Linked DNA regions of Mus musculus: regions 1, 2, 3, 4, 5 and 7 are each linked to region 6. The links are chromatin loops, found by intact Hi-C in ENCODE. Cell type or tissue: heart. All regions are shown on one strand. Region 1 has its middle 9.6 kb from the start of Ncf2. Region 2 has its middle 13 kb from the start of Arpc5. Region 3 holds the start of Lamc1 (laminin, gamma 1). Region 4 overlaps Nmnat2 (nicotinamide nucleotide adenylyltransferase 2). Region 5 overlaps Smg7 (Smg-7 homolog, nonsense mediated mRNA decay factor (C. elegans)). Region 6 holds the start of Smg7 (Smg-7 homolog, nonsense mediated mRNA decay factor (C. elegans)). Region 7 holds the start of Arpc5 (actin related protein 2/3 complex, subunit 5).

Region 1 (4,000 bases), 110 kb after region 6:
TGTATGTGAGTACACTGTAGCTGTACAGATGGTTGTGACCCTTCATTTGGCTGTTGGGAATTGAATTTTAGGACCTCTGCTCGCTCCGATCAATTCCGCTCGCTCAGACCCTGTCTGCTCCAGCCAAAGATTTATTTATTATTATAAATAGGTACACTGTAGCTGTCTTCAGACACACCAGAAGAGGGCGTCAGATCCCATTACAGATGGTTGCGAGCCACCATGTGGTTGCTGGGATTTGAGCAGTCAGTGTTCTTAACCGCTGAGCCATCTCGCCAGCCTGAAATACATATTTAAGTTTTTAATATTTATTTGGCGTGGAGGCAAAGGAGGCACACGGAGAAGTCAGGGGATGGTTTATGGGAGCAAGGGGGTTCTGGGAATTAAACTCAGGTCATCAGATTTGGTAGCTCCTCTATCTGCTGAGCTATCCTACCAGCCTGGAATGAAGTGTTTCAAGTCTTGTCACTAGCAGGGCAAGGATTCATATTAAAAAGCCACTGTAGGAAGATGGAGAATTAGCTCAGCTATTAAGAACATTTGCATTTGCAGAGGACCTGGGTTCAGTTCCCAGCGCCCACACAGTGATTCACAAACATCCATATCTTCAGGTCCCGGAGATCCAACACTCTCTGACCTCATCAGGCTATACACGTGGTGCACATATACACATGCAGCTAAATTACTCAAACACATAAAATGTTGTAAATACACATCAACAGCTTCTTGAAAAGGAAGCTGTTGTAGTGTCTCGGGTAGGGATAACGATGCTGGAATAGTGCGAGAAGAGAAGCTGAGTGTGGCTACCCGGCAACAGGGGGAGGAGGATGTGGACCCCCAACTGCCCTAGCAAGTGCAGCGCTAGTCCATGTAAACTTGCACTTTTACATTGCTACTAAAGTCATGCTTCTGGCTCTCCCAGAGCACAGAGCTGAGGCTAGCTGCCATGGCCATTGTTGTGGTTGTTGCTGTTGGTATTTCGTCTCTGAGAAAATGTCCCTGGGGCCTGAGAAGAATGAGGGCAACACAGGACCATAACTCTTCAGAGAGGGAGGAGAGGAGATCAAAGGCTTGGGTGAGGTCACTGGCGGAGCTGGGCAGTGAATGGGGGATGAGAGGGAGGCAGTGAGAGGTTGGAATGTGCTGAGGTGGTAGTGGGAGCTAAGGAGACAAAAGAGGGACTGCTTTCCCCAGTAATCTTTGAGATGCAAGGGAGTGTTCCCCACATTTTGGAGAGTTTGACGCTCCAACAGGTGGGGCTGGCACATCACCCCTGATCCCGTTTCTCCCTTACTGTGGGCCTCAGGCAGGTTCAAGAGTCTGAAATGTTCCTCTCCATGTTATCTGCTCCTTCCTCCTACAGAGAACGGAAGCAGCTACTTGAGGCGAGCCACAGCTCAGATCATGGAAATCAGTATGCAAGCCCAGGAGAACTGCAGGGTGAGTGTCATGATAAGAGACTCCCGGGAATTCTTTCCAGGGGTGGTGTGGTATGCACTTCAGACCCAGGGTCCAATGTTTAGATGTGGAACATGCCTCAGAGGCAGTGAAGACAGATGTGAAGAGAGCAGTGACCAATTTAGCCGTCTAAGGGCTCCCCAGTAGGTGTGCAGATGAGGGAGGGGCCAGCTAGGGATGTAATAGGGCAGAGGTTTAGAATTCCTTCGGGGCAGCAGGAAGCTGGTGCGAACTCTCCCAATACCAGTTCCTCTCCGAAGGCTTAATGTACTTTGTGGGCATCAGTTCATTGTTTCTAACAACAACAACAACAACAACAACAACAACAACAACAACAACAACGCTGATAACCAAAGAGCTTTCCCCAACGAGCCTTGGAGTCTGTAACTTGTTCAAGGTTTGTGACCTTAAATATGGCTGGGACCTGTCAGCTTGCAAAGCTGGCGCTCTGTGAAAGCGAGCGAGACGGAGAAGACCACTCCCAAAGCACTGCACCCAGTCACGCTATGCTGTTTTCCTTAATAGGTCAGTTTGTCAAAGGCAATTCAGCTGTAAACCCGTTTTATTTCCCCTAATAAAAAACAAACACTGCCACCTGGAGGGATGGCTTAGCGATTAACACCACTTGATGGTCTTGCAGAGGACCTGCCTGGTTTCCAGCACCATTATAGTAGCGCAGACTATGTCTGTAGCTCCAGTTCCAGGGGATCTAATGCCCTCTTCTGGTTTCCTTGGACACTGCATGTACGGAATATGTATAGCTACACAATGACGGGCAAAACGAAACGTTCATGCACATACAATTGGAGGAAAAAAAAAACAGAACAAAACAATAAGCACTGAGCTAGCAAGATCACTTAGTGTTTAAAGTGTTTTCCACACAAGGAAGAGGACATGAGTTCAAGTCCTCAGAAGCCATGTAAAGCCGGGAGTGATGGCGCACGCCTTTAATCCCAGCACTCCGGAGGCAGAGGCAGGTGGATTTCTGAGTTCGAGGCCAGCCTGGTCTACAAAGTGAGTTCCAGGACATCCAGGGATACACAGAGAAACCCTGTCTCGAAAAACAAAACAAAACAAAAAAACAAAAAAGAAAAAGAAAAAAGAAAGAAAGAAGCCATGTAAACAGCTGGATGTGGTGGCAGGACTTGTCTGTAATCCCAGGAGAATCCCTGGAAGTTTGCAGGCCAGCTAGCCTGGCAGGCAAAGCCACAAGCAAGAGACTCTGCCTCAAACAAGGTGGAAAGTTAGGATCGACATTCTAGGTTATCCTCTGATTTCCAGACCCCTTCTCTCTCTGTCTCTGTGTCTCTGTCTCTCCCTGCCCTCCCCCCCATTAAAACAACACCACAAAGCAACCAACATCCAAGCTACCAACCAACACACAACAACAACACACCAACATGAAGCTCTCTCATGAATGATGATACTGTAGCTAGGGAAGGGGATGATGTGGCTTATAGAGATGTCAGTAAACTCTGACCCTGCCCTAAATGACTGAAGTTCTTCCACTGATGCTGTATAAGAGCTGCTGTTTCCTCTGTACATCTGGGAGTCAGCATGACCTCTGCAGCTGGAGTAGAGAAGGTTGGGAGCTCCTGAGGTCAGGAACTCGACTGGGGTGGGTGCCAGATGGGTATGGGGTGGGTATGGGGTGGGTATGAGGGGGAGAGTAGGATATGGGGGGTGATAACACATACCTGATCCCCAAGATACCTCCTGCTTGATTCACAGCCTTCTGACAGTTTAGTTTAGATAAACTAGAAATGTTTCTTAAGGGGCTGGAGAGATGGCTCAGAGGGTAAGAGCACTGACTGCTCTTCCAGAGGTCCTGAGTTCAAATCCAAGCAACCACATGGTGGCTTACAACCATCTGTAATGAGATCTGATGCCCTCTTCTGGTGTGTCTGAAGACAGCTGCAGTGTACTTACATAAAATAATAAATAAATCTTTAAAAAAAAAAAAAGAAAAAAAAAGAAATGTTTCTTAAGCCCATCATCTCAAGCAGGGTTCTACAAATGTAAATTAATGGAAAAATAAGCAAAAGTAGCCAGATTGGGTAAAAAAAAAATGCCTGGAATCATTTGGATTCTTTGTTTCCTGATTAAGCTGTGGTAGTTCAGCCTCCACAGGATCTGGCTCCCTTGGTCTTACACTGTTTCTTGTTTTTGTTTTGTTTATTTATTTTAATGTGCATTGGTGTTTTGCCCGCATGTATTTCTGTGTGAGGGTGCCAGAAGCCCTGGAACTGAAGTTGCAGACAGTTGTGAGTTGCCGTGCAGACACTAGGAATTGAACCAGGATCCTCTGGAAGAGCAGCCAGTGCTCTTAAACATTAAGCCATCTCTCCAGTCCCTGCCTTACACAGTTTTAATCGAAGAAAACAGGGATTGTAACTCCAGCTCTCTGGTTAGGCCCGTCGCTGAGCCCAGGTACCTTCTCCAGGCCCACAGGGCCACTTGAAAGGTTTCAGAACTCTTCCTTGGTTTGGGCTGGGGCACTGTGGCAGACACAGAGGTAGTGGGACAGTTTATCCTTGCTGCT
Region 2 (4,000 bases), 120 kb after region 6:
GGCTCATGAGAAAGAAACTCAAAGTAAGACATACTCAGAGCTGGGCGTGGTGGTACACACCTTTAATCCCAGCACTCGGGAGGGAGAGGCAGGTGGAATTCTGAGTTCGAGGCCAGCCTGGTCTATAAAGTGAGTTCCAGGACAGCCAGGGCTATACAGAGAAACTCTGTCTCGAAAAACAAAAAACAAAACAAAACAAAACAAACAAACAAAAAAGACATACTCAGAAAGCCACTACCCAATTCCTGACCCACAAAACTGTCAGAGGAAGCCATTATTGTTGTAAGCTACTGGGTTTTGGAGTGATTTGTTACATGGTGGTAGGTAACATATTTTTATATTCAATACTCATTTACATAGCATACTTGCTATTTAGTCACTAGATTTGGTAACCTTGCCTGGTAAAAGATAACTAACTTACACTGAGTGGTAGGCTTGGTCGAGCTACAGAGCGCAAAAATACAGTGCCCATTTTCATGAAGAAGTATAGGGTATCAACGGTCAGATAATAGTGCAAATGGATGTAGATTGTAATAATGCCAAGGCTACACAAGGGCTACGGCTATTCAAAGCTACAAGGGACACTTGTTCATGTCGGATGGGGATGGAGATGGTTCTCCCGAGGAAGTATCTGGAATAAGGACTTAGTTGTGTGAATAGGTAGTGAGAAGGAAGGGCTGGAGCGGAGGGGAAGCTACCGGGGCTGGAGTCAGAGATTGAGGATGAGCAATAAGGTTGGGACAGAGACACGACATGGTAACCTAAGTCACAGCAACGTGCTTGGAGTTTAAGAGCAGTGAGAAAGCCTTTGAGGCGTTTATGTGGAGAAATAGGTGACTGTAACTTTAAAAGCTTAGGTTTAAGAATTCTCAGGCTGTGGAGATGGCTCAGTGGTAAAGCAAAGCCTGTGATGAGTGTCGGGAGGCACACACAGAGGATCTAACTGAAACGGCGAGTTCCAGGCTCAGCGAGAAACTCCGTCTAAACATTAAAACGGGAAGACTGGAGGAAGACATCCAAAGGTGACCTCTGTCCTCCCCACATTACATGCGCGTGCATAACCTTCACATACATGTACATGCACACACATACAACATGTTTAATGACCAACGGGCTAGGAAACGGAGTGGGAAAGCAAGCATTTTCCATTGTTAGAGTAAGTATAATGGGTATGACTTCAGAGGAAGGCAATTCAGCAATCTCTCTCAAGATATTATACTAGGTTCTAAAACATTGCTTCCAGAAGTCTCCTAGTAGGTTTGAATGTATGTAAACTGACTTGTTTACCATGTCACAACAACACTGTATGTAATTCAAAAGATGAGACACCACCTCAACCAAGATGGAAATAGAGAAAAGGCTAGGTATGTATCTATACAAAAGAATATTATGCAATTAAAATGATTTTTTTCATATGATTAAGAAGTCCTCATGGAATACATAGGTGATGAAAACCAGGTAAGAAACGGGTACAGGATGCTAGTATCTGTACAGGCAAAAGAGGAACTTAAAGTATTTACCTGTGAATGCTTATACTCGGTTACATTCTTGGGGCTGGGGAGATGGCTCAGTGGTTAAGAGTACCGGCTCTTAATTGACCCTATAGCAGCTCACAGCTGTCTGTAAACCCAGTTCCAGGGGATCTGGCACCCCCACACAGACATACATGCAGGCAAAACACCAATGCACATTAAAAAAAATTACATTCTTTGTCAAGAAGACTAATAGGGTAAGTGTGTGTGTGTGTGTGTGTGTATGGGGGGGGGGGATTACTAGCATATGAACAAATTCTATAGTTGAAAATAAATGGATAAAAAGGTAAATGGTAAGATTATTTGCTACAAAAGACCCTGGCCTTTAACTCAGCACCAGTTGAAGAAACTCTTTAGGGCTGCTTCTGCAATCTTGATTTGGTTTTGAGATAAGCAAAAGGAAGCACGTTAGTCAGCCCCATTTAGGGCATTGGGCTGGCACCATTAGAAAAAGACTAAGTCTGTCCAGGAAAGGTGATATAGCTACTGTGACTTTAGCAGTGTCACATGAGTCACTAAAAAGTTCCAAGGGCAGTCACCTCCGGGTAGCAACAGACCTGGAAGATAAGGGACGTCCTAGAAAGCTGGACAGGAATGCCACGCCCGTTTTCATGCTGTGTGGAACTTAAGGAATTGTTCTAGAGAAAGGTGAGGTACGGAGATGGAGAGAGAACTTGCGTTCATTATACTAAACTTTCGTGGAACAAGGAAACAAGTAGGAAGGAGGCTGGACCAGGAGCCTGCCCCTGGGTCCACAGTGGGAAGCAGCGCCACCTATAGGCAGAACACACTGGCCCTAGAGGCTCCCCAGGCCCCAGCTTGAGATAGTGGAGTGAGTGCACAGAGCTGGCTAACCTGGAGTCCTTCCAGCAATGCAGGGCTGAGATGAGGAGGGAGATGGGAAGCGAGACCCAAGAAGGGAACACCTCTATAAATGTTAAAAGGCACTGGTTTAACTTGGTTCTTAGTGTATCTCTTCCACTCTTGATCGTTTTGGGGCTTTTTGGTAATTTTGCTTATAAAAGTGTAAAGTTACCCAATTCTAGTTATGGCCAGTGTGATGGTTTGTATATGCTCTGCCCAGGGAGTGGCACAATTAGGTGTGGCCCTGTTGGAGTAGGTGTGTCACTGTGGGTGTGGGCTTTAAGACCCTCACCCTAGCTGCCTGGAAGCCAGTGATCTGCTTAGCAGCCTTCAGATGATGGAGAATTCTCAGCGCTGACTGCACCATGCTGGCTGAATGCCTCCATGCTCCTGCCTAGATGATACTGGGCTAAACCTGTAAGGCAGCCCCAATTAAATGCTGTCCTTATAAGAGTTGCCTTGGTCATGGTGTCTGTTTGCAGCGGTAAAGCCCTAACTAAGACAACCAGTAATCTTTTAAGTCTGGCTAATGTAACATAAGAGTGCTGCCCTGGTTCTTGCTAAGTGGAACTGTAACAAAACGGAATAGCAGTTCATTAGTTAAAAATACATCATCTGTGCAAACAGAACACTGCAGGTAACTGTCATCTGGGTTAGAGGACGACGCCTGTAAGGGTGACTCCACTAGGGGAAGTGGGCTGAGTTTCTGCAGCACAAGGTTTTCTTTGGTGATTTTGGGGGTGGGGTCTCTGTGACGTGTTCTTTTTTTTTTTTTTTTTTTTTTTTTAGAGACTTTAAAGTCATGCTTTTAGTGCTGAGCAGGTCCCTCACTGTTGTAGAACCTTTTCAAACCTTTCTTCTGGCTTCTCAGGTGTCAGCTTTTGTTCATAAAAGGCTCCTGGCTTGATCTCACAAGTATCTAAGGCCCAGGGTTTGGAGATTCTAGAGGAAAGCTCAGTCCCCACTTCTCCTGGTAACAGCTTCCTCGCCCAAGCAGCCTGACGTAACTGCAGCGATGCAGGTGTAGGGTGCTCTGACGTTAGCCGACTGAGTTTCTGAGCTTCGGGTCTGGAGGTGGGTTCCCAGGAAGGGGTGGGCTATTCATTTCACTCCCTCTGTCACTGAGATTCTAGCTTTGAAAATTAAGTCACACTACCACAAACTAGGGATGTCTTCAGTGCCCTGCTGTATTTTACAGAGTTGGCATCATATTCATGTAAAATCAGTGTTAACTCTGGGCTTCAGAGACGAATGTTGGACTACTAGTGTCTCACTGACAAGACACTGAAGGTCAACGATGGGAGACAGAACTCACCATTTAAAAAGATCAAGAATGAACACCACCTCACTAAGGTATTCATTTGTGTTTATATGTGCACGTCTATGTGTGGCAGATACACCTGTGCGTGTGGACCACTGACTGCCCTCGAGCTGGAGCTGCTGGCGTTTGGGGGGGGGGTTCCAGGCTTGTTCCTGGATATTTTGATCCAGACTCCAGGCCTCATGATTGTACAGGAAGCACCCAACCACTGAGCCCTCTCTCCCGCAGCTAGAATCACATATAACAAAGAGCTCTTTGTTGCTAATTTGTTTTCCTGACAAAA
Region 3 (4,000 bases), 430 kb before region 6:
CAGTATCATTATCTTAAAAAGACTACTGATCCGGAGCTTACACTTTGCTGGTCTGCTTTGCATCTTGGGTTGGGATTAGCACAGTGTGCTGCCAAGCCCGGCTCTCAGCTGGTTCATTTTTACAGCACCCTCCCTTCCCCTGTCTGCTGGTCCTATCAGCACTGCAGGTAGTTCTGATCTGAGACTAAAACGCATGATCTTTTGGCTCGGGCTCTGGGAACTGAGTCATTCTGGCACTGACAATATTCTGTGACTCAGCAGGTCCGAAGAGGAGGATGTCAGAATCCAGATAATTTCGAGTCTTTTAAAGGCAAGCTAGGACACACAAACAACAGAGTGGAAGAATTTCAAAGCAGGTCTGCGTATCCAGGGGAAAATGTCATTCCATTCCCAGCCTTCTCACTTCCTTCCTTGCCCGGTTAAATGACAGTCACATTTTAATTTAGAGCAAGGAAATCACAAAATTGACTCTGAAGCTGAGATCGAGCCCTGTGTTCCACAGGGATCCAGTCCCTTGGACACCTCGGGATCTCTCCCCTCAGCGTGGGCAGGGCTTGCCCCGGGATACAGGAGGCAATGCCCGGGACGGCTGGGGAGGGCGAGGTCACGCAGGCCACCGCACCGTTGCGCTGTGTTCAGGCTCCAGAGTCAGGTAGTGGCTGAGCTATACCGTAAGGACTGACATCTGGTTGGGCCAGGGTCCAAGTCCTCATGAAGTCAAAAACACAGATTCCGGGCCACCTCACCCACCTGCGTCTCCCTTTAAGAACCTCCTCTTAGCCTCATACCCTCCAGGGCAAGATCCTCTAAGGTACAAGACCTGGATGAGGGTTCCCAACCCACCGAAGCCCCTACCCTCCCAGCATGCACTGCCCAGCACCCCACACCCCACGCCCCGCCCTCCTTCCCTCACTCACGCTCCCTCTCCGCCCACCTTGGGCCCCTCCCTCTTACCCCCTCGCCCAGCCCACCTCTAGTCACGCCCATCCAGAAGTCCTCCCACTTGACCCCTTGCCTCTTCCATCTCGCGCCCCCCTCCCTTTTGCTGCCGGTCCCGCCCTCCTCGCACCCCACCCTCCTACTCCACCGCCCCGCCCACCTCGCGCCCGGTCCTCTGGCTCCCGCCCCTCCCATCTCGCTTCTCTGGCCCACCGCCCTCCAGGCCGCCCCCGCCGCCGCCGGGAGTCGCTGGGGAGGACGCGTAGGGCGGGGAGCAGCTCCTGGCCCGCGTGAGCTGCCGAGGAGGCCGGCCTTGGGTTTTCTCCACCGCCAGATCCCACCCCGCCGGGCAGACCCCACCCCCTTCTCCTTCCTCCTGGGGCGCGCTCTCGAGTGCGCGCTCGGAAGTCGGGGGTCGGCGCACAGTGCAGGCTGCGCACCGGGAGGTAGCGGAGGCAGCGCGATCTTGGCTCGGACGCCCACCCATCGGCTCTGCGTCCGGCTCTCGGCCTCCAGCCCGGTCCACAGCCCGGCCTCGGCCCGCAGCGGAGGATCGGCCTCGGGATACGCCGCTAGGCGAGTGCAGCGCGGCACCCCAGCCTTTGCCGAGGGCCCGCGCGCAGCGGGATGACGGGCGGCGGGCGGGCCGCGCTGGCCCTGCAGCCCCGGGGGCGGCTGTGGCCGCTGTTGGCTGTGCTGGCGGCTGTGGCGGGCTGTGTCCGGGCGGCCATGGACGAGTGCGCGGATGAGGGCGGGCGGCCGCAGCGCTGCATGCCGGAGTTTGTTAATGCCGCCTTCAATGTGACCGTGGTGGCTACCAACACGTGTGGGACTCCGCCCGAGGAGTACTGCGTGCAGACTGGGGTGACCGGAGTCACTAAGTCCTGTCACCTGTGCGACGCCGGCCAGCAGCACCTGCAACACGGGGCAGCCTTCCTGACCGACTACAACAACCAGGCCGACACCACCTGGTGGCAAAGCCAGACTATGCTGGCCGGGGTGCAGTACCCCAACTCCATCAACCTCACGCTGCACCTGGGTAAGCGATGACAGCCCCGTCCCCACTACTCGCTCACGGTCCAGCTCCGGGGCCGCATCCATGGAGCCGCTGGTCCGGCCTGAGGGGCCTGTCCAGCCGCGTGCTGACGGTCTGTTCTCCAGCGTGGGCCACACACAGAAATTCCTTTCTCCAACTTCTAAAATTCATCTCGCTTTGAACATCCGGTGAGGGCCACCATGTCCCACGCTAGCATCTCTCTCTTTTTTTCTTACTCTTTCTAGTCCAACCGGATTCTCGTTCCGTTGATTCTTTTCTATTTCAGCAGTTAGGATTTTGGACCAACACCCCCCCACCCCCTTTTGCACCCTGAGGCGCTAATGAAACACTCATCCTGGCAGGACAGGACTATCACATAGCATGCTTACATTAGAGTCTTGAAGGTCCACTTTCAAACACTTGTCTTTAAAATGTTTGTCTGTCTCCAGGGTTGAGAATGATTGCTCTTAGTTTTGATAGGGGAATTTGAGGGGAGCAAATGCCTTTGCCGCCGGTATTTCTATGTGTAATTAAAGTGGAAGTTCACTTTTAAAGTTACTGTTCTTCAGAGCTGTTCAGCCTTAATTAGGAGCTGTTTCACTGCTAATCCTAGTTGGGAGAAAACAGAAAGGTAATGAAGACACTCTCTGTAATTGAGGGCAGTTTTGTTCCGGTGTAAAAAGCTCCAAGGCTCTCCTGGATAGTCTTCCCTTTTGCTTTGATCCGAAGCAAGTGTGGAGACAAGCATGCTTTAGAATCCAGGAGAGGGCTGAAGTAGGAGACTTCATGGCAGAGCCGTGGATGAGCAAGGCTGTGATTATCTGAACGGATCAAAGTTCCTGCTTCACCTGGAGATGTTTTCTTTACTTTTGAGACAGACAAGAGAGCAGAAAAATTTTCATTGCTGTGTTCAGTTGTGCAACATTAAGTGTGAAAAACTGATTGTTGCCCTGGGATATTTGAGAGGGATATTTTGTAGGCAGATAGTCCCCTGATCGTGGTTTCAGGGTTTTCTTTCCACTGCTCTTCATTATATTATATTATATTATATTATATTATATTATATTATATTATATTATATTATCAGGGAATTTTCTTCAGAGAAAGACTATGACTTAGAGAAAGTGCCTTGAAAGTGTAAATGACTGTGTGTGGAGGAAGTTTTAGGAGAGCAGTGTTACTGCCTCTGTAGTAGATGCTGCCTTTTTCTTTGTAGACGAGTCACCAGGCAGATGGAACTTTTTGAAAACAAGCTCATAAATGAAAATGTGAGGCATCCGATTTTCAGTAATTAAGAGTGAGTTCGGTTTTGAAAAGGACTGGAACGACATAGAAGTGTAAAAGTGATGCTTTGGAGAGATGCCTTTCTCCAGACGGCACTCCGCTTCCCAAGATCTCTGGGAGTCCTTTGAAGTAGCTTCAGAGTTTTTAAGTTCTATAACTTATGTCCAGTTATTTTTAACTTTTTTTTTATGTTTTACTTTTTTTTTGTACTCAATTCTGAATCCCCTTGAAGTCTTGCTTAATCCGTTTTCAGATTTAAAAAAAAAGAAACAAAATTCAGAGGCAAGGCCTTGACGTCTCCCAAGTGCCTGAGATGCCGTTGAAAAGTTCTGAACAATAGGCTGTCAATCTCTGCTTTCCTCCTTCTTTAGGCTAAGGAGCTGAGGTTTATTTCAGGTGATTGCAGAGGGAGAAACTAATCTCTGGCGAAGTCTCTGTTGCAGAGACATGCGCTAGGGTAAGAGGGCAGCCAGGTTGCTACTGTTGGGGGCCAGCTATATTAATTAGCTTTGGGCCATGTTAATGACGAGGCCAAAGAACTCTTCCATCTCATTAGGACGGCAACATGATATTTTCTATACGCTTGGACTTGATTTTACTGAAAAATTCTTCAGTTGGTTGCTAAATGACATTCATAAAACTGGGGCTCACTCTGGCTGTCCTGGGACTCACTATGTAGACCAGGCTGACTTTGAACTCCTAGAGAACCCCCACCTGCTTCTGAGTGCAGGGTACTGCGAT
Region 4 (4,000 bases), 190 kb before region 6:
AGGCAGGAGGATTGCCAGGGCTACATAGCAAGACCCTTTCTTAAAAAAAAACGAACAGAAAAGCAATTTGCATAGGGCCATGAGGTTGGAGCTGGTTTTAGCTCAGGCTATCTAGCCCAAGAGAGAATGAATAAACCAGCAGGAGAGAACAGCGTGTGTGGAAAGCAGGGGACTGGCCATCCGAGTCAGAACTTCTGAGTGGCTTAGGTTTAACTGCCTCTTTCCCTTAAGTCAAATCGGTCATCTAAAGGATGCCTCTAACCAGAGATCCCCCTCTGGACCCCCATTCTTTTGCTATGGGGAGACTGGGATAGTAGTTACTATCCCTTCAAAGGCAGCAAAGGAAAACAAGCCACACCTATAACCTCCGAAGGGCAGAATTTCTTCTTGATCCCTCCCCTCATGTCTCAGTGACCTCAGCATGCACACCCCAGGCAGCGCTTGGAACAAGACATTCTATAACCCGGAGTGCTTTTTTCCCAGGGTTCCCCAGGGTGAGGATGAGGAGGAGGGTGAGGAGACAAAGGCTGGGGTAGGTGAGAACTTTCCTCCATGGTCATGTGAATGAATTGCCCTCTTGGGAACTTTGAAGAGGCAAGAGATTCCAGTCTGTGACTGTTGGGGGGAGACAGAAGCCAAAATCAAACATGCCTCCCCCATGCCCCCACCCCCACCCCAAGCTGCTTGTAGATTTGGGAATATGGCTACTCACATCTGCCTCATTCCAGAGTCCTGGGATGCAGAAAGACTCCAGCAGGTCACTACCACACAGCAGCAAGATGCGCAGCTCTGGGGAGGGAGAGCAGAGGTGGCACACAGCATCAGAGGAGGATCTGGGTACTAGCTCTCAGCTTTCTACCCTCAAGAACACTTAAGTCTGCACTCTTAGAACTGTGGGGCTCAGGTCGCCTTGACAACACCACCCCAGGGTATCCATAGTTCAGCACCCCCAACCCAACCTCACCACCACCACCTTCAGGGCTAGCGCAGGATGGCTGGGCTCTCTAACAGCAGCCAGCTACATACGTTGGCATAAGGACTCGGAGCCCCTCCCCCACCCCACTGTTACTTTCCTTTTCCCACCCTTCCTTTCTGAGACTGTAGCCTAGGCTGGCCTCAAACTTGCTATATAGCTGAGGTTTGAACTCTTGGACCCTCCTGTCTCAGCCTCCCTAGGGCTGGATAACAGGCACTTATTTCTGTGTTCTCTCCACCTAGAGTGGGCCTCCTTCAACAAGTGCTAACACGGCAGGGATGGGATGGAGGGAGACCTCTGACTGTGAAGATGGAGTATCCCAGTTGATCAACTGTGCGCTCTCTTTCTGAGGACGTAGCCTTCAGCAAAGGGCTCAGGAAGCAAGGCTGGGGCCACCTCCCCTTTACCCGTGGTGCTCCATGCCTGTCTTGCTTTTTTTTTTTTTTTTTTTTCCTCCTCCTCATTAAGCCCAATTTGAATTATCCCATTGAGGCTCATTGTCATTTAAAATTGGTAGCAAATGGTGAGATTCAACTGAGTGACAGGAAAAGAATCTAGAGATTCTTGACATTCCTCAGAGTGTCCTACATCTTAGTGCACATCTTAGGCTGCCCAGGTTTCTGCCTTATCCAGCGTGTTGTATCTGAGACAATGAGACCGCTTGTGCAGAGCTGACCACTAGTCTTCCAGACACGGCTGCTACCATGGTCCCTAAGAGCCCGGGGGCTTTGCCTGACGTACACCCCAGGGCTGGGCAAAGGCTTTCAGATGTTGAGCTTGCCCCTGAGAGTCTCTAGATGGGATTGAGGCAGAAGAAAGTAGCCAGCATCTATCTCATTGTCAGAAGAAAGTAGCCAGCATCTATCTCATTGTCTCTGGTTCTTCCCTCAGGGAACACAATGAAGACTGAGAGCTTATGTTATCTCTTTGGCACAGAACCTTAATTTGTCTTTCTACCCCCAGGGCCTGGCAGTGACTGGCACCCAGAGGGGACTCAGACATGGTGAGTAGTTAGGCCAGCAATTGATGTGGTTGCAGAGCTAAGAGGGCTGCCTGAGAGATAGCCCCCGGACAGTTTAAGGGCGATTTCACAATGTCTGAATGTCATGCTTGGGAAGAGGAGAACTGTGTCACTGGCATCTGGTGGATTGGACACTGCTAAGTGGCATCCTACTGTGCCCAGGGCAGCTCCACAACACACAATGCCTGCCCCTAAATGCTGGCAACACCAAGGCTGAAGACCCTGAACTGGGATTTCCATTCTTATGCTAGGACTCACACTCTTGCCTAAGAATAATATGAGACTTAAAAAAAAAATAGGCTAAAGCCCAGAGAGGCAGAGTGAAACCTCTGACTCACCCCACCCCGCCCCACGCCCGGGACCAGTGCAGATGTGCTTATTGGTAATGGCCCTGGTAGAGTCTGTGGTCCCACATGAAGCCACTGGAGGGCAGCAGTGATTTCCATATTTCCAGTCCACAAGCCCTTGAACTGGGAAAGCCATGAGGGAAGCAACCAACTGCTGAAAACAGAATGGGCTCACTGATGCTAGGAAAGAAAAAAAAAAAAAAGATGGATTTTCCTTGTGGTGTGCAAGGAGCCTGTGAGTACCAGGGCCTTGCAGGACTTACTCACTTTGCCCTCCACTGGGTCTGCCTCCCTCCGCTGGTCATCTTGACCCAGGGCCAGCAGTCAGGGCCAGTACTCTCCCTCCACACTCCCTGCTCAGGAATTCCAGCTATGTGTAGCCCAGTGGCCCATCCCAGTTCCCACGGTACACGGAGGCAGCTGCCACCTGTATTGCTGTGAACCTGGAGTCTGTCTGTCAGCAGGGGCATCATGGCTCTCCTTTTCAGAAGCCAAGAATTCTTCATTATCCCTCCCTGTCAGACACGGGGATCCCTTTCCCTTCCAGAAAGCAAAAGCAGTCAGAGGAGGCTAGCCAGACTGGGGAGCCAGAGGGGATTTCCCCCAGCAGAGACAGCAGAGCCTAATTCAAGCTCTCGGGGCGGGGAAAAGACAAATTACACTGAAAAATCCTAGGACTGTTCTGAGCTCTGCTGGACTGAGACAGGCAGCAGGGTGACAGTTCCTACAGGGGACTGCAGGGATGCAGAGCTTAGAGCTTAGAGCTTAGAGCTTTGAACTCAGCGCTGGCTGCTTTGCCTTTGGATCCTCTGGGCTTACAGAACTTGCTTGCTTTGTGGCGATTGGCCAGAAAGCCAGGTGCCCACTCTCCTGGAGACTTCAGAGCTGACAAGCTGATGTGTAAAGGATGTTAAAGTCTAAAAGGTAAATAAGAGGTGAGGCTCTTGAGTTGCTTTGGTTCAACGAAGTCTAACTGTGTGCTAACTGCACTCCATTCTCACTAATGCCTCTGCCAATTAGTAACCAGTTGTCAACATTTTACAAATAGTTCTAGGAAAGCAACAGGAATAGCCCAGGCACGACTACATCTCAAAACGTTATCACATCTGCTGGTTATCATGGTACTTAGACACACCAGCCATCTTAAGATCACAGCAGGAGCCCAAACCCGAGTGCTCCCTCAGAAGAGTATCCACAAGGTATCTGACACATCTTTAGAAGTTAAATCCGATCTGGTTGGATACCAAATTGCCTCTCCTTCTAGACATCCACCAACTTGACCCTCCTCATCATCTTCGGCCTCCAACTCCACTCCTGCCTGCCTCCGCCATGCCTTTCCAGCTGCAGGCACTTGGGTTTCCCACCTGCCTTTCACTCTGGAACCCTGGGAAGGCTTCATCTTGCTGATTTGTTGATTTACCCAGCTGTCAGCTCCTTCTCTCCCACTGCCCCCAACAGATGTTTGTAATCAGCTTCTACCTACTCTGGGCACCAGGGTCTCACACAGACAGTGGGATAGATACCTTAGCTTCAGCCAAGGCTGCAGGCAAGCCACATGGTGGCTTTCAGCCAACCCTGGCCTCCTTCTCTTCCTTAAAGCATTGAAAAACCTGAAGCGGCCTTGTTTGTCTGCAGTATCAGTAGGCAAAACCAACG
Region 5 (4,000 bases), 57 kb after region 6:
GATTTGTTTGGCACAGATGTGCCAGTTATTTTCGCTCAGGACAGCAAGGCCATGCTTCCAGCACTAGTTAAAGACAAAGCAACAAGGTCACTAGAACACAAGCTTTGGAGTCAGTTAGGGTCGTGATCAGTTTCTGGCTCTGATCTTTTCTGTGAACCTGGCATCTTCCTGATGGGACATACCCTGTTCAGAGTCAGATACTGTTATTTCTTAATGTTTGTTTTTAAACTCCTGCCATGCTCTGTGCACTTTTGAATACTTGCATGCATAAATAAACTTATACCATTTCTGGGCTTCACTTCATCTATAAGATAAGTATATATACCTCCCTTATAGGCTATGTCAAGGACTTAGACTAGTGTCTTAAATCATGCTCAGTAAGAGTAGCCACGGTTATTAGAAGGGGAAAAACAGGGACTGAATGTGATGTGCTGATGTGAAATATAGTCACAAGAGTCTCAGTAACTGAGTAATACTGTTTTGTTTTGTTTTGGTATAAAAATAGTTATTGAAGCTACACACAACTGAGTTACTTATTTTTGTAGTTTATGGTTTTTTTTTTATATATGAATTTATTCTTGCTTTTTTAGGCTGATTCAGTGTGAAAATGAGGTAGGGAAATTGTTATTTATCACAGAAATCCCAGAATTAATACTAGAAGACCCCAGTGAAGCCAAAGAGAACCTCATCCTACAAGAAACATCTGTGGTAGAGTCACTGGCTACGGATGGGAGCCCAGGACTGAAATCAGTGCTGTCTACAGGCCGAAATCCAAGCAACAGCTGTGACTCAGGAGAGAAACCAGTGGTCACCTTTAAAGAGAACATTAAGCCACGAGAAGTGAACCAAGGAAGAAGCTTTCCTCCCAAAGAGGTGAGAAGGGACTGTAGCAAAGGCGTAACTGTAACTCAGGAGGACGGACAGAAGGACAGCAGCAAGAGGAGAGCTGAGACCAAGAGATGCACCTTAGGAAAGTTGCAGGAAACAGGAAAGCAGAGTGTGGCAGTGCAGGTAAGCTGTATTTGAACTATAAAGCAGGGAGAGAAGGCTCACAAACAAACGGCAAGGTTTCTCGTGTCGTTCATAAAGACCAGTACATTAGCCGTTCCGCAGTCTAAGTGCGTTCTTTTACCTCCTAGGAAGGTATGTATAGACAGAGCTGTGGTAGATGGCGACTTTATCAATTGAAGGAGGTCCTGTGTCAGTGAAGTTCTCTTTAAGTGCTCTGTACAGAGTTGTATTTTCCTTTGGAAAGTATAACTACCAATTAATATTACAGAGGAGTTTTGGGGTTTCAGAGCATCTAGTAGAATTAAAAGTATATCAAAGCTTTCTGTTGTTTTATCTCCTACCCCCTGGAGAGTTCTGCAGGCTGGGTATTATAATAAAATACACCTTTAAACTCAGCACTCAAGAAGCAGAGGCATGTGGGTCTTTGAAGTAAGAGACCAAGTCTGGTCTACACTGTAAGTTCCAAGCTAGCAAGGGCTACATAGTGACCCTATCTCAAAAACAAACAAGGTTCACTGTACAAAGTAAAACTTAACTTTTGTTTTTTGGGGTTTTGTTTTTTGTTTTTTATTTTTGTTTTTGTTTTGAGAAAAATGAAACACCTTTTCTTGACATTGTACCTGTTTGAGCCAGCAGTGTTATACAGTAGTAGTATCCTGGTTCAAAGATTGGTAAAACAACTCAAATCTTGTTTGAGAAAACCACTTCCCAGCTTTTGTAACCCCTTTTTATACCTTTCCAAAAGGGATACTGTTAATTTCTTATAATACAAAAGGATCCTGACTTTTATTAATACCATTAATGTTTTGATGACTCTGTAAGAAGCTGTATGATTTGTTGGTTCGTTTTGACAAATGAAGGTGTTTGCCTTGGGGGCCTCTACTGCAGCAGGCTGCTTATCAGCAAGACCATCATTTCCTTGCCTGATAGAATCGGGGGCAGGATGGCAACGAAGTGTGTGGTTCCCGTCATTTTAATGTGTTTGTTCTGCCAGTGCCCTCCTGTGTGCATGAAGGTGAGAGCACAGCCTTAAGTGTCACCCTTCCCTTTGACACAGGGCCCCTCATTGGCTTAGAGTGCAGCATTAAGCTAGACTCTAGTCATTGACCCTTCTTCCTGACTCCTCCTTGTCACTTACTGGGACCGTAAGTGCTGCAGCTGGTACTTTTGTGTGGATTTGGAGAATGAATTCTCATTTTCATGTCCACAGGCATTTTACTAACTGAGCCATCCTCTAAACTACACACACACATACAGGAAATGGCCTGAAGAGAAGAGGGTATGAAGAAAACAAAAAACACAAAACCCCACCACATTCACTAGACCTGTGTTTGAGGACTAAGCCCAAGCATCTTCTGCATGTCCTCTGCAGTGGCCTCCCAGTGAGACCCATGCTGCTAACACAAGGCTCCTTTTCTCCTCAGTCCTTCTCAACCTACTGGTAGATACTAAAGTAAATCTGGCATACAGGGATGCAGTGCATTCCTGTAATCCCAGCACTCAGAAGACAGGCAGGAGGATTGCTACACATTTGCGGCCCCCTGGGACTACATAGCAGTTTCTAAACTAGCCAAGACTACGTAGCAGAACCTTGCCTTGGCAATACAACACAACAGTTTGCAGACATAGGATTATCATGCTCTTTTTCTGAAACTATTTTCTTGCCTTTGGCTCAACCTTTAGGACTGCCCATGGCATCTCCTTATTAACTTGATATTTAGAACTTTGGGCCTGTTTGTTGCTGCTGGAAGTATTTTTGTATTTGTTTAAAGAGCCTTAAGATGTGCTACCTAGGGGCTGGCGAGATGGCTCAGTAGTTAAGAGCGCCGACTGCTCTTCTGAAGGTCCCGAGTTCAAATCCCAGCAACTACATGGTGGCTCACAACCATCCATAACAAAATCTGATGCCCTCTTCTGGAGTGTCTGAAGACAGCTACAGTGTACTTACATATAATAAATAAATAAATCTTTAAAAAAAAAAGTGCTACCTAGTTAAAAGTAAACCGGGAGCCATGGTATGTCACCTGTGAGATAAGTTTTCATTAAATCACAATTCAGCATGAAGAGCCCTAGCTGAAGGTTGTAGGCATGCCTGTGGGTATGAGCTACCTCACTTGTAAACAAATGATTTCTATGTTCCTTTTCCTTATTTTTCTGTGATAAGAGAGCAAAATAATTGTATTAGTAAATGAAAGCCCTTGTTTCTTTTTAATTTTCTTATATTAATATAGATGGACATCGTAAAATTTTAATATTTTTCTTAAAGTAGGTGCTTCTTTCTAATACATGGGCACCAGGTTTTTATGGTTAGTTTTGGTTCTGTTGATTATAGGTAAAATCCCAGACAGAACTAAGAAAGACTCCAGTGTCTGAAGCCAGGAAAACGCCTGTCACTCAAACTCCAAGTCAAACGAGTAATTCTCAGTTCATCCCCATCCATCACCCTGGAGCCTTCCCTCCTCTTCCCAGCCGACCAGGTAAATACACATTCTTCTGTCTGAGGCCTTGGTGCAGGGCTTTCTGTTCACTCACTGGGTACTTTGTAACCTTGGGGCAGTGTTCCTAAGCTGAACTATAAAGCCTCCCTAATGGTTAAGGGGCTCTGGTTGCGTCATTTCTCTGTAGTTAACACACTAGTGCTACTCAGTTACTATGAAGATTCCTCCATGCTGTCATTAAAACATGAAAGTATCTTTGGGGGGCGGGGGGGGGGGGTGGCGATGTTGAGACAGGGTTTCTCTGTATAGTCCTGGCTGTCCTGGAACTCAATCTGCAGACCAGGCTGGCCTCGAACTCAGAAATCTGCCTGCCTCTGCCTCCCAAGTTCTGGGATTAAAGGTGTGCGCCACCACGCCCAGCTGTATTTCTTAATGTCATGTTAAAGACCTGCATGGTTCATTGTTACTTTTTATAATATGTAAAAACACCCTCTTCTCAAATTGTACACCTTTCTTTTGTCAAGTTTCTTTAGAACTAAAGCTGTGTTCTT
Region 6 (4,000 bases):
AGGACTCTACTAACACAGAGTATAATCCCCATGGGTTATGAGACTACACAAAACTAAAGACGTTTCTACCTCAAAGAAAACAGCCACTTGACTGAAGACAGAGCCTGCAGAAAGGAGGGGAAAACCTTTGCTAACTACACATCAAATGGGAACAATAGAGCAGTGGCTCTCAACCTTCCTAATGCTGCTGTCCCTTTAATACAGTTCCTCATGTTGTTGCTTCTTCATAAGTGTAATTTTGCTACTGTTATGAATGATTATGTAAATACCTGACATGCAGGATGTCTGATATGTGACCCCTGTGAAAGGGGCAAGACCCACAGGTTGAAAACTGATTTAGAAAATGCACAGAATCGCAAAAAGTAAACAGCAAAGACAAGTCATCAGTGAACAGGCCAACGAGCGGGAGAAACGGGTCTCAGAATAGGAAACAGACGTAAAGTGAGGTGGCATACGGTATCTTCAGCCATCAGAGAAATGCAAATTAAAAGAAAGGCTGTTAAGAAAACCAATCACAGCTGGGCATGGTGGCACGTGCCTTTAATCCCAGCACTTGGGAGGCAGAGGCAGGCAAATTTCTGAGTTCGAGGACAGCCTGGGCTACACAGAAAAACCCTGTCTCAAAAAACCCCCAACCCCCCCCCCCCCAAAAAGAAAAGAAAACCAATCACAGCAGACAGTGGGGGTGCATGCCCTAAATCCCAGCCCTTGGGAGGCCGAGACAGGCACTCTCTGTGAATCCATGGCCAGGTTGGTCAGAGAGACCAGGCCAACCAATCCTACACTGAGAGAACCAGTCTGTAACAAACAAACAAACAAAACAGACAGAAAACTAAAACAACCAAACAAAAGGAAAGAAAAAGAAAGAAGAAAACAGACCTGCTGGTGATGATGTGGAGAGTAAAGGAATTCTTATGCTTTGTAGGTGGTAATGTAAGCTGGCCCAGCTTCTCTGGAAGTCAGTGTCTAAGTCCCCCAAGAAACTAAAAATAAAACTACCATAAAAGTTAGCTCTGCCATTCTTGGGAACAAAACTTAAAGTCAACACACCAGAGATACTGGCACATCCATATTTATTGTTGCACTAGTCCTTATAGCTAAGAAATAGAACTAGTTTATGTGTCCATCAGCAGATAAGAAAATATACATAATGGATTTTTTTTCAATCGCAAACCCCCTCGGAACCAGGTTTTTTTTTTTTTTTTTTTTTGAAAAAGCAAGGAACTGGAGATCAAATATTAAGAAAAAGAAGCCATACTGAAAAAGACAAATAACATTTTCTCTCATACACAGCATCTAGATTAAAAATGTGTATGTGTCATGAAAGTTCAAACAGGACCATGAAAAGGGAAGAAAAGGTCTGTAGGGAGGGAAGCAGTGGAGAATCTAATGGAAATTCACAGGACAATGAAAGCAGAATGGATGACTAAGAGGGGGAGAGCACAAGGAAGAGAGGGAAGAAAGTAGTATGGAGGAAATCAATGGGGAAGGTAGATAAAATATTTGTGTGTGTATGTGTGCCATAATGGAATTCATCACCCTGAATACTAACTAAAAAAAAAGTAGAATATTTGAGTATATATAGTAGTAACTTCCATTCTTTGACTTCCAGAGTTGAGGTAGAAAGCTACACACCAGAGATGTGAACAGTTTCTCACTAGGTGGCTCTCTTTCCCGTGAGTGGGCGGTGCGTTGGCGCTGGTGGAAGATAGGGGCCATTGTACTGCTGCAATCGCCCATACGTCATAGCGCCTCACACTCGCGCTTGCTTGCAGCATGAGGGGGCATAGTTCACTTTCTATTTCGTTAATGACATGCTGTCCTTGAGAATGATGTCCAAGTGGGCTGTACTTTCGTTTCCTGAGAACAGAAACACGTTCCAAATAAACACTGTTCTAGGTTAATAGGAGTTGGATTCAGAGAAAGACCTGTAAAGCGATTCTTTAGGCAGCATGGAAAAACCGGAAGATATCAGGTACCCAAACCAAAACCAAGATCCCATTGAAAATGCTGGTTTTAACTATACAGTGAGGACTGCGTTCTTGGATCTTATTCTAAAACACTTTAGGATAGCTGCTTATATAACTTTCAACATCAATTGAAAATAAAACCTGTAAAATATCAATAATTACTTCATTCCATCAGAATGACTTATTCTACACGATTCCACATCATCAGGATCCATTATTTCTATTTTAACCCTAAACCTGACACAAAATGCTTAAAATATTCGTTCTCAAAATGGAAAATTATTTTCTTAAACTCCCTCATGCAGATAAATCTAGATACTTTTTTTTTATGGCAAGTTCTAAAACACTGCAGATGTTTTTGAGGAGGGGGTCTTTGGAGATCAACCTTCGATGACGGAGCGTCTTTTCTCTCTGAGGGTACCTCTGGAAAGAACGTCATCAGCCTTTCTGATCGCTCTCCATTCTAAATGCCTAAGAACTGCGTGTTAGCCTCCTAGGCTGGGTTCGAGCTCTCACTAAGTCGCCTACGGGAGGTCTCGCCGGTGATATCGAGTAGGAATTAGGCAAGGGTCGACCGGCTACAAAAAGTCGAACATTCGCGATCGCCGGAGCCGCATCTCGGTTGTCATGTGCCCGTCTCTTCCCTTAGGGACCCGCTTCTGGCGGGATCCCGCTGCCCAGCCTCAAACAGTGGTGGGGAAGCCCCTTCCCTTTCCTCTGACTTCGCAGCATCGCCCTCGCTTTCTCGTTCCCACCCACTCGCCGCCGGCCTTCATAACCTGCCTTTTCTTCTCGGGCCCGGCCCTCTCCCTACCCGGCTCAGATAGGCAACGATGGAGGTGGTTTCCACCCTTGGGGGACTGGCAATGCCTAAAATGAATGCTTCGGGGTCTCCCCCAATTTTTGCTGGGAGAGTAAGGGAGGAAGAAATGGACTTTCCTACTCGGATAACCATTTCGACTTCTGGCTTTTAAAAAGGCAGGGAATCCAAGTGGGGAATCCTGGGCAGTTTCCAGGGAACCCGTTTCTCTACGGGAGGGTCACCCTGTCTACACACGGCAGTTACTATGACAATACAACCACAGCCTCCAGTTTCCATGGCAGCGGCCTGCCCAATCGGATTGGTTTTCCTTTCTATTTCTCCCTGGGCTCCGCCCTATTCCCCCCCCCCCCCCCAACCTTCTCCCAGAGTGCCCGGGGAGGGGCGGCTGAAACGGGGGAGGCCTCTGCGTCACTCTCCGGCGCGCGAGGGGACGACCGGAGTCGAGGAATTGGCGGGCGGAACTGTAGGAGGAAGGGGTGGCGTTTCCGGCGGGGAAAGTGGAGGAGTGGGAAAAAAAAAAAAAAGAAAGAAGGAAGGAAGTGAGAAGTGGGCGGGTGGCCGGGCGGAAGGCTTTGAGTGTGACTCCGGGCTGCTCTGGGCTCGATGTCCGCGGTGAGCCGGGGGCCGCCCCCGCGCCCGGGAGGAACAGGACGGAGCCTTAGGAGGCCGCCGGGCACCAGCACCGGATCGTTCGGCCGGCGCGCGGGCACCGCACCGCTCGCCGATCCCAAGAGGGAGCGCTACAGAGCGGCGGAAAGCACCCAGAGGGACCGGCGCTGCTGAAGTCTCGCGAGAGCGAACCCGACTTCCTTCCTCTGCTTCTCCCCTCCTCTTTCCCCGCCCCTTTCCCCTTCTTTTTCCCCCCCCCCTCCGGAGCCGGAGCGTCCCTGCGCCCCACAGGCCAGAGCCGCAGCCGCTGCCGGAGCCGCTCCCCCCAACTCCCTCCCCCTCGCCTCACTCACTCTCCCCCCCCCCCACCCCGCGCCAAGCGAGGAGGAGTCGGAGGAGAGGAAGATGGCGGCGACCGCCAGCACCCGCGGGGCCGCGGGGCCGCTCCGAGGAGCCTGAGAGACCCACGGAGGCTTCGCGGCGAGACGCGGCGGCGGAGGATGAGCCTGCAGAGCGCGCAGTATCTCCGGTGAGCGCCGGAGCTTGGCCGAGGCGTGGTGGCGACGGGGGAAGGGGAGGCTCTCGGGGGGCCGAGGAC
Region 7 (4,000 bases), 140 kb after region 6:
AGCAGTTCCCTAAGAATCAGTGGAGGGCTGATGTAGGGATGTAAGCTACAAAGCTCTTCTGAGAGATTTGGCAATGCTTTGTGTATCAAAAGTCTTTAAAAAATGTCATTTTTGTGCTAGCATTTCTCTTCTGGGAATTTTATTGACATAAATAATTAAGATTTAAAATGATCAATTTTAGCAGGAAAAACTAGAAAATCTAACATGCAATAACAGGGATCAGTTGCATATAAGATGTTACATACTAGTGTATAGCAGTTAAATGCCACAGAAATAATCTATTGCTAAGGAAAGAAGATCATGTACATGACTACACAGCTGGAGTGTAAGATTCTATTTATTTTTTAAAAGAGCACAAACCCTTGTAGAAACTCCTTAGGTGTGCAGCGATACCATATAAGGCAGTGACTGAGACCCAAGGAATAGCATGGAGATCACCTTTTTAAGCTTGCATGCTTTGTTTTCTATAATATTTACAAAATTAGGAAAAACTATAAGACCCAAGGAAGTAGGACAGAGATCACCTTTTTAAGGTCACGCATGCTTTGTTTTCTATAATATTTAATATTTACAAAATTAGGAAATCAAGAAGCAGCTGTGTGTGTTTGGCAAATTTATTTTTCAAGCCCATTTAAATCCAACCTGAGTGGATTCCTCCTGAAGCACACGCAGAAGTGATGGCTCTATCCTTTAAATTTACTGCACTCCACACGGCACTCTCCTAACTCTACATTTCAGGGCTATTTTTTTCATGACATTTTTACTTGTCACAAGCTCCCTTTAAAGCTGGACGTGGTGGCATATACCTTTAATCCCAGTGGAGGCAGGAGATCTCCTGAGTTTCAGACCAGGTTATAGACTGCGGTTCAGTCTCAAAAGTCACACTGTAAACTCTTGTGTCAAGGACAGGAAATAGGTACAATGTTGACTGTGGGGCATCAAAGGACTTTGCTAATAGTGAAACAGAAGAGATTAATGCTGTAGTCTGAAACTCACCTTCACTGCCTGGCTCTTTGTGTTAATAGGGGGGTTTTTCAGAGCAGCCTGGAGAGCAGCTGTCATGTTTCCTGTAACGAAGGTTAAGGGTGGAACAGAAAAGGATGGCCCCTGCTTTACAGGAATATTGGTTTTTGACTTGACTTTCTGCACAGTAACAAAAGTTACTATGGTCATTATGTTCGATATTAGAAACTGCATGGGTGTGTTTCCCACATGTCAACCAATGGTAAAAATACTGGAATTAAACAATAGATTTAAAAAAAAAAAGCAAAGACTGTTTTGACCTCAGTTCTATCAGTCAAATAGATTACACTTTCCAGTGAGATACACGCAATTGTCTAGATGGGTATTCAAGAAATCTTAAGACTATGTGTTAAGAATTATTAGGTCACCAAATGATGCAGTTTACCAACAAAGTATACCACTTGTCTGTGTGACTCTTGCTGGAAAACAACCCTAGACTTTATACTGAAACTACACTGTGTATTAACTGAAATGCTGGCTGATTATTCTGGCAATCAGAATGGAAGAATAGCTTAATATGAACAGGGCTCTGGATGATGTAGTAACCCGCACGACCTGTAGGTGGCAGCTTACTTTATTTCCTACAGGTTATTCAAACTGGGCTGGACCATCCATACCTACTCAGTCTCTGAAAGCACTGGTGAGTTAGCAAGCAGGGGAAACGGAAGGCCAATCAGACTGTCAGAACAGACAGTCATTTCCCTAAAAGGAGAAACAGAGTCACTGGTTCCTCCATCTGTAGTACCCGACCAATCTGAAGTCTCTCCTAGTTAGAACCAGAGACAATATCTTTATATTTTAAAATGGATTGACAAAAAGGTAGACTGAATTGATAATGAACACAGCAGTAGGAATCACCAGAAATTACCTAAAATACATTAGTTTAATAAAATATCATATATCCACCATAAAGACTAAAAAAAAAAAAAAAAAAAAAAAAAAAAAAAAACCCAAACAAACAAAGAATAAGCTCACCATTTCTGTGCAAAGGGTCTAATAAAAAATTATCTACAGTAGGTAATAAACTACTGTCAAGCCTGCATGGTCTTTTAAAGAAAAAAAAAACCCAAGTATTTTAACAAATAATCAAATTAGTAACAACTGTGAAAGTTATGGTAATGAAAGTTAAACCTATACTGCACATATATGTACGTTTGATGCTGTGGTTACCACTGTTTTTGCTCACTTTCTTCATTATAATCTAGTAGAAAATTGATGAGGGGAGAGCTGTATGAACAGACTTAATGAATACGATTTTTCTAAAGCTCCAGTTTGGATTTTTGTAACATTCTATTTTTCTAAGGGATCGATGCAAATGAATTTCGAGGTTATGAATATTCAGATATGCAAACCAAGGAACCAGGAACTGACAGCCATGTTTTAACTAGAAGGGAAACAATTTCAGAAAAACAATGTTGATTTATAGAACCGACTCATTCTCTGCTTTATTCACTGGGGTTCATCTTATATTATTCCCAGGGATTCTCTGCATGCATTCGCTATCCCTTTTTTAGTGGCCTTTTCTTAGCAGGTGAAAGGTTCCAAGCTTTAACTGGGAATTTTGGAGAAGAAAACTCCCTTCGGCTCGTTCATGAATTATAATGCCACCTTGCCAAAGCCCTTCTCTCTTAATAAACAATGCTGCCGATGAAATAGCCCCGGGGCTGAATGTACCGAGGGCCTCGATTTGCGAACCGCTCCATCTCTCCTGGCTAGGGATAAACTATCCCCGCTCCGCCAACCACACACACCGGACAGGAAAGCAAGACTCCAAGCGGGACGCCCGTGTCCCCACCGGGCAGAGACTGGCTCAGGTGCCCACTAGGACACCAGCGGTGCCCCGGGGAGGGCGCGGCCGCTTAGGACCGCGCACCTGAGGAATCGGGGCGCCGCCGGTAAGTTCGCCGGCGCGGCCGCGGGGTACAGGCGGCCTGCTGGCCCCGGGAGCTCCTGTCCTCCGTCCCCACCTAGAGCCGGGCACAGCCGGTCGCGTGGCCCCGCGTCCCCACAACCCCCGGCCGCCGCGAGCGTAAGGATATTGCCGTAGGCACGAGTCCACCTCGCCCTCGTCGGGCCCGGCCTGGCCATCGCCGCCGTCCTCCTCGTCCACGAACTTGTTCTCGTCATATTCGTCCACGTCCACCTTCCGGAAGCGGGCCGACGACACCGTGTTCTTCGACATCCCGGATCGCGACGCGACGCTGGCCTGCCCCTCCGCGGTGCCTCTCCTTTAGCGAGCCCAGCCCGGTCCGACTCACTTCCCTCTTCCGCTCTGGGGCGTCGCCGGCAGCCGCGGCTTGCAAGCTTCTGGGCCTGCGCGCTAGCGGGCTCGGCCTCCTCCTCTGCTTGCAGCCATCCTTCAGCCCCCGCTCCGCCCCCGCGTCCCCCGGGAGCGCGCGTCGGCAGGGGAGCGCGCGGGACGCACCGCGCACGCGCGGGCCCGCTGCAGGAAAGGGGCGGGGCTGGAGAAGGAGGCGGGGGCGGCGGGTCGACAGAAAGCTGGCAGAGGCGGCGCGGAGACGCGATTGGTCGCCGGGGAGCATCACGTGATGCCCGGGACGTTCCCATAGAAACGCTTTTCTGCGGTCCTGCCTTGCGGGGGGTCTTGGGCTGGAGGCTATGGGCACCTCGGGAGCGTGGCCTGGAGTGCTGCTGCCGCCGCCGCTGTCGGTGCCAGCCGCTGGTTGTTGGGGTCCGGTGTGAAGTGTGGGTGACCGGACTCGCGCGTGGGGTGCGATGGACTGGCTGCAGAACCTAGTCCCCTGCAGTCTGCAGGAGTATGAGGCAAAGTGATGCCCAGCTCGGAACTAGTGATCGGAGCCCTCCATTCGGACCGTGCGCCGCCGGGGGCTGCCTTCCCGAGCTGAGAGCCCCTTCCCCGGCTTGGACTCTTGGCACGCTGTCGGTGGGAGGTCCCCAAGGACGGAATCGAAAAGGTCACTTCTTACCTGTCAGTGCTGTGTGACAGCATCGCGAC

The links. Hi-C counts contacts between places; a loop is a spot of excess contacts. Peaks named below come from ENCODE experiments on the same cell type or tissue, not always from the same donor. Only the 100,000 strongest peaks of a DNase experiment are listed, where the experiment ranks them.
Region 1: it touches region 6 in a loop (10-fold over the local background); 16 of 42 quality-filtered maps call a loop at or near these places.
Region 2: it touches region 6 in a loop (7-fold over the local background); 12 of 42 quality-filtered maps call a loop at or near these places.
Region 3: a loop joins it to region 6, with 3 times the contacts of the local background. A loop is called at or near these places in 2 of 42 quality-filtered maps.
Region 4: it touches region 6 in a loop (4-fold over the local background); 4 of 42 quality-filtered maps call a loop at or near these places.
Region 5: a loop joins it to region 6, with 2.2 times the contacts of the local background. A loop is called at or near these places in 2 of 42 quality-filtered maps.
Region 7: it touches region 6 in a loop (4-fold over the local background); 12 of 42 quality-filtered maps call a loop at or near these places.

The regions. Positions count from the first base shown.
Region 1 is chr1:152,788,524-152,792,523 of GRCm38, reverse strand. No RefSeq gene overlaps it. Among named protein-coding and RNA genes, the nearest start is that of Ncf2, 9.6 kb to the left of the region's middle. In heart, a CTCF peak has its summit at 2,151 (motif pointing left); no DNase peak of the experiment used is centred here; H3K4me3 peaks cover 839 bases; H3K27ac peaks cover 1,828 bases.
Region 2 is chr1:152,777,558-152,781,557 of GRCm38, reverse strand. No RefSeq gene overlaps it. Among named protein-coding and RNA genes, the nearest start is that of Arpc5, 13 kb to the right of the region's middle. In heart, a CTCF peak has its summit at 2,311 (motif pointing left); a DNase peak (open chromatin) is centred at 2,307; H3K27ac peaks cover 462 bases.
Region 3 is chr1:153,330,106-153,334,105 of GRCm38, reverse strand. Lamc1 (laminin, gamma 1) reads left to right here and starts at 1,320. Exons shown (of 28, transcript NM_010683.2): 1 at 1,320-1,978. The coding sequence starts at 1,567. In heart, a CTCF peak has its summit at 1,921 (motif pointing left); DNase peaks (open chromatin) are centred at 205 and 1,135; H3K4me3 peaks cover 3,948 bases; H3K27ac peaks cover 3,152 bases.
Region 4 is chr1:153,090,826-153,094,825 of GRCm38, reverse strand. It overlaps Nmnat2 (nicotinamide nucleotide adenylyltransferase 2), which reads right to left. Exons shown (of 11, transcript NM_175460.3): 8 at 713-789. Among named protein-coding and RNA genes, the nearest start is that of Lamc2, 94 kb to the left of the region's middle. In heart, CTCF peaks have their summits at 2,217 and 2,416 (motif pointing right); DNase peaks (open chromatin) are centred at 2,075, 2,455 and 2,785; H3K4me3 peaks cover 627 bases; H3K27ac peaks cover 884 bases; H3K27me3 peaks cover 174 bases.
Region 5 is chr1:152,845,607-152,849,606 of GRCm38, reverse strand. It overlaps Smg7 (Smg-7 homolog, nonsense mediated mRNA decay factor (C. elegans)), which reads left to right. Exons shown (of 23, transcript NM_001160256.1): 14 at 591-873; 15 at 3,344-3,488. Among named protein-coding and RNA genes, the nearest start is that of Ncf2, 47 kb to the right of the region's middle. In heart, no CTCF peak of the experiment used is centred here; no DNase peak of the experiment used is centred here.
Region 6 is chr1:152,902,440-152,906,439 of GRCm38, reverse strand. Smg7 (Smg-7 homolog, nonsense mediated mRNA decay factor (C. elegans)) reads left to right here and starts at 3,794. Exons shown (of 23, transcript NM_001160256.1): 1 at 3,794-3,931. The coding sequence starts at 3,903. In heart, CTCF peaks have their summits at 1,686 and 3,502; DNase peaks (open chromatin) are centred at 1,709 and 3,269; H3K4me3 peaks cover 2,386 bases; H3K27ac peaks cover 2,341 bases.
Region 7 is chr1:152,765,930-152,769,929 of GRCm38, reverse strand. Arpc5 (actin related protein 2/3 complex, subunit 5) reads right to left here and starts at 3,388. Exons shown (of 4, transcript NM_026369.2): 1 at 3,063-3,388; 2 at 997-1,069. The coding sequence starts at 3,205. It also overlaps a transcript of Rgl1 not described here. In heart, a CTCF peak has its summit at 1,572 (motif pointing right); DNase peaks (open chromatin) are centred at 1,629 and 3,399; H3K4me3 peaks cover 2,041 bases; H3K27ac peaks cover 2,022 bases; H3K27me3 peaks cover 138 bases.